Linked DNA regions of Homo sapiens: region 2 is linked to region 1. A link is an interaction called in ENCODE POLR2A ChIA-PET data of the cell type or tissue named here. Cell type or tissue: PC-9. All regions are shown on one strand. Region 1 overlaps MCU (mitochondrial calcium uniporter). Region 2 overlaps MICU1 (mitochondrial calcium uptake 1).

The links. Peaks named below come from ENCODE experiments on the same cell type or tissue, not always from the same donor. Only the 100,000 strongest peaks of a DNase experiment are listed, where the experiment ranks them.
Region 2: POLR2A ChIA-PET joins it to region 1 with 5 read pairs; 5 of 35 experiments call an interaction of 5 or more read pairs at or near these places.

What each region holds. Positions count from the first base shown.
Region 1 is chr10:72,845,420-72,847,919 of GRCh38, forward strand. The region is part of intron 2 of MCU (mitochondrial calcium uniporter); the gene reads left to right. Among named protein-coding and RNA genes, the nearest start is that of OIT3, 47 kb to the right of the region's middle. In PC-9, no CTCF peak of the experiment used is centred here; a DNase peak (open chromatin) is centred at 972; H3K4me3 peaks cover 350 bases; H3K27ac peaks cover 1,659 bases.
Region 2 is chr10:72,614,026-72,616,525 of GRCh38, forward strand. The region is part of intron 1 of MICU1 (mitochondrial calcium uptake 1); the gene reads right to left. Among named protein-coding and RNA genes, the nearest start is that of MICU1, 11 kb to the right of the region's middle. In PC-9, no CTCF peak of the experiment used is centred here; no DNase peak of the experiment used is centred here.

The DNA of each region.
Region 1 (2,500 bases):
ATGCATGTACTGAATAACAACAATGTTTCAGTCAACAATGGGCCACATATGTGATGTTGGTCCCAAAAGAGTATAATACTGTATTTTTACTGCACCTTTTCTGTGTTCAGAAATGTTTAGATATACAAATACTTACCACTGTGTTACAGTTGCTGACAGTATTCAGCACAGTAACATGGTATACAGGTTTGTAGCCTAAGAGCAATACCTAGATACCTACTAGGTGTGTAGTAGGCTATACCTTCTAGGTTTTGTAAATATTATCTATGATGTTCACACAGTGACAGAATCACCTAATGATGCATTTCTCAGAATGTATCCCTGTCGTTAAGCAATGTATTCATAGAATGAAATTCTATATAGGAGTGTTTTTTTCTTTTTTTAAAATTTACCACTTCCTTATATATAGGAGTTTAAGTGAATATTTCCAGAAATACGATCCAACTTTGATAAACCTCAAAGCAATGATTATCATAAAAGGCAAGTTTTAGAGGTTTGTATACACCATGATCCTTTATATATAGGAGTCTCCCCTCCACCCCTTTTTCCATGGCTTCACTTTCCATAGTTTCAGTTACCCACAGGCAACCGCAGTCTGAAAATATTAAATGGAAAATTCCAGAAATAAACAATTTTTTTTTTTGAGACAGAGTCTTGCTCTGTCACAGGCTGGAGTGCAGTGGTGCAATATCAGCTCACTGCAACCTCTGCCTCCCAGGTTCAAGCACTTCTCCTGCCTCAGTCTCCCGAGTAGCTGGGATTACAGGTGCCTGCCACCACACCCAGCTAATATTTGTATTTTCAGCAGAGACAGGGTTTCACCATGTTGGCCAGGCTGGTCTCAAACTCCTGCCCTCAAGTGATCTGCCTGCATCAGCTTCCCGAAGTGCTGGGATCACAGGTGTGAGCCACTGCACGCGGCCCAATTAATAAGTTTTAAATTGTATGCTATTCTGAGTAGTGTGATGAAATTTTGTGCTCTCCTGCTCAGTCCCACCTGGGATGTGAATCATCCCTTTGTTCCGCATATCCATGCTTTATATGCTACTCGCGCATTAGTCACTTAGTAGCTGTTTCAGTTACCGGATTGACTGTTGTAGTACTGCAGCAGTTGTGGTCAAGTAACCCTTATTTTACTTAATACTAACCCCCCATGTACAAGAGTAGTGATGCTGGCATGTTGTTTTAATTGTTCTATTTTTTTCTTAGTTCTTTCTGATAATCTCTTATTTTGCCTAATTTATAAATTAAACTTAAAAAAATTTTTTTTCTTCTTTTTTGAAAATGAAAATGTTTGACTGGCCTGGGAAGGCTCCTCCCACCCCTCAAAGCCAGAGCTAACAAAGTTGTTCCCTTTAGGGTCCAGATGGAGGGAACCAGGATAGGGACTGGGAAGGGACCAGGAAGCAATGAAGGGAAGGAGTGGAAAGGAATAATCCAAATGGAGAGGAATAAAGCCTCCAAAATCTACCTAAAAGTAGGAGATCTTAGATCCAGGGAAACTTCCTCCCAGTGTGGTCAGGGAGACAGCTGAGCTTTAGATGTCAGTGTATTGATTTCCTTTTTTATTGAGACGAAGTCTCACCCTGTCGCCCGGGCTGGAGTGCAGTGGTGCAAACTGGGCTCACTGCAACCTCCGCCTCCCGGGTTCAAGCGATTCTTCTGCCTCAGCCTCCCAAGTAACAGGGACTACAGGCACACGCCACCATGCCCAGCTAATTTTTTGCACTTTTTCACTAGAGACGGAGTTTTGCCATGTTGGCCAGGGTGATCTAGAACTCCTGACCTCAAGTAATCTGCCCGACTCGGCCTCCCAAAGTGCTGGGATTTAAGGCATGAGCCACCGCACCTGTCCTGTATAATGATTTCTGATCAAGTTGGGGGAACCTGGGGTTCTCCACAGATCCCATCCTCATAGGCCACTCGTGTCAACTGAAGAATTCCAAGGTTTATAAATTTGGAAAGGAGAACTTCATTTCTCATAAAGGGTTGCAACCTTCAGGGTGGCCATTCTAACAGGCTGGGAAGCATAGCCCCCAGTCAAAAGCCAGAAATAGGTAGTTCCTCAACTTTATCATAGGTATGTATGTATAGCAAAAAAAATACTATATATAGGGTTCTGTACTATCTGCAGCTGGGTATTCACTGAGAGTCTTAGAACATATCCTCCATGTATAGGAGATATTACTATAAAATATAAATATATGCAAAGTCATACTATATTTGGTTATTTAATACTGTACAGCAAATTACAACAAAGGGGCATAAACTAATCTTTTATTATCTCTCATGTTTCTGTGGATTAGGGATTTAGGAATAGTTTGGCTGAGCAGTTTGTAGTCTTTTGAGGGTGCAGCCCCATGTCAGTCAGGGCCTTAATCATCTGGCTTGACTGAGGCCGGAAGATCTGATTCTAAGGTGACTCACTAACATGGTTGACAAGTTTACTTTTGGTCAAGAAGGTACCACTTCTCCATGTGGGCTTCTCCATAGGGCTGCA
Region 2 (2,500 bases), 230 kb before region 1:
CCCAGCTATTTAGGAGGCTGAGGCAGAAGAATTGCTTGAACCAGGAGGCAGAGGTTGCAGTGAGCTGAGATTACACCATTGCACTCCAGCCTGGGCAACAAGAACAAAACTCCATCCCCAAAAATAAAACAAAAACACATAATATAAAATGTACCCATACTCATTCAAATGGCTATTACTTAAATTTTAAAAAAAAAACAAGTGTTGACAAGGATGTGTAGAAAATGAAACCCTTGTACACTGCTGATAGGAATATAAAATAGTGCAGGCACTACAGAAAAAGTATGGCAGCTCCTCAAAAAATTAAACATAGAATTACCATATGATCCAGCAATTCCACTTCTAGGTGTATTTCCAAAGGAATTTAAAGGAGGAACCTGAATAGATATTTGTACAGCCATGCTCAAAGCAGCATTGTGCACAACAGCCAAATGGTGGAAGCAACCCAAGTGTCCACTGATGGATGAATGGATAAAATGTGACACATACATACAAGGAATATTATTCAGCCTTTATTTTTTCTTAATCATGGCAAAATTTCATCATGTCATTTCACCTTCAAAAGGAAGGAAATTCTAGCATATGCTACAACATGGATGAACCTGAAGGATACTATGCTAAGGGAAACAAGCCAATCCAAAAAAGGCAAATACTTTGTGATTTCACTTACATGAGGCACCTAGCATAGTCAAATCATAGAGACAGAAAGTAGAATGATGGATGCCAGAGGTTTCAGGGAGAGGGAAATGAGGAATGAGCATTTAATGAGTATGGGGTTTCAGTTTGGGAAGTAGTTTTGGAAATGAATGCTAGTGATGGTTGTGTAACAATGTGAATGTACTTAATGCCACTGTACATTAAAAATTATTAAAATGGTAAATATTTAAGCTGTGCTAAAATATACATAACAGAAAATTGACGATTTTGACCACTTTTAAGCATACAATTCAGTGGCATATACATTCACCATGTTGTACAATCACAGCACAACCTTAATTTCTGAAAAGGGCAAATATATTGCAGCATTTTTCATACTGCGGATTTGTCTGATTGCTTCCTTGTGGTGTGGTTTTGTGTTTGTTTGTTTGTTTGTTTGTTTGTTTTGAGATGGAGTCTCAGTCTCACTCTGTTGCCTAGGCTAGAGTGCAGTGGCATGATCTTGGCTCACCGCAACCTCTGCCTCCTGGGCTCAAGTGATACTTGTGCCTCAGCCTCCCCAGTAATTGGAATTACAGACATGTGCCACCATGCCCAGCTAATTTTTGTATTTTTACTACAGACAGGGTTTCACCACTTTGGCCAGGCTAGTCTTGAACTCCTGACCTCAAGCAATCTTCCCGCCTTGGCCTCCCAAAGTGCTGGGATTACAGGTGTGAGCAACAGCACCACAGCACACTGTGCTGTGGTATTAAATCTTTCTCTATTCCTTTTTTTTCCTGTAAACTGGAAGTTACATCTAAAGGTTAGATCACAGTCAAATTAAGTATTTTTGGCAAGAATTCTGCATAGATTATTTTCTATATTTCATGAGTCTTGTCTTAGGCTTTTTTCTCTGATGTCTAATCTGCCATTAATCCCATTAAATGTATTTTTCATCTCAGACATTATAGTTTCCATCTCCGAAAGTTCAGTTTGAGTTTTTTTATACCTTCCATGTCTCTATTTAACATGTTCAGTCTTGGCCAGGCGCGGTGGCTCATCACGCCTGTAATCCCAGCACTTTGGGAGGCCGAGGAGGGTGGATCACAAGGTCAGGAGATCGAGACCATCCTGGCTAACACAGTGAAACCCTGTCTCTACTAAAAATACAAAAAATTAGCCGGGCGTGCGGCATGCACCTGTAGTCCCAGCTACTTGGAAGGCTGAGGCAGGAGAATGGCGTGAACCCGGGAGGCGGAGCTGGCAGTGAGCCGAGATTGTGCCACTGCACTCCAGCCTGGGCGACAGAGCGAGACTCCGTCTCAAAAAAACAAAAAACAAAAAACAAAAAAAAACATGTTCAATCTTTCTACTAGTTTCTTGAGCATATAGAATATGCTTATGAAAACTGTTTTAAATCCCTCTTTACTAATTCTATCATCTGTGTCACTTCTGTTTTGGTTTCTAATTTTCTTCTCATCAGTATGAGTCACGTTTTCCTACTTCTTTGCATGCCTAGTAATTTCTGATTGGATGCCAGACATTGTGAATTTTACCTTGTGTGCTTTCTTGTATTCCTATAATTATTTTTGAGCTTTCTTCTGGGCCATGATTAAATTAGTAGGGAACAGTTTTGGCCCTTTCAGGTCTTGCTTTTAAGCTTTGTCAGCCTGGGCTGGAGAAGCATTTAGTTCAAGGCTAATTTACCCACTGTTAGGGCAAAACCCTTAAGAGACTCTACACAGAAACTCCGTCTCTACTAAAAATACAAAATTAGCCAGGCATGGTGGTGCACGCCTGTAATCCCAGCTACTTGGGAGGCTGAGGCAGGAGAATCACTTGAACCTGGGAGGCAGAGGTT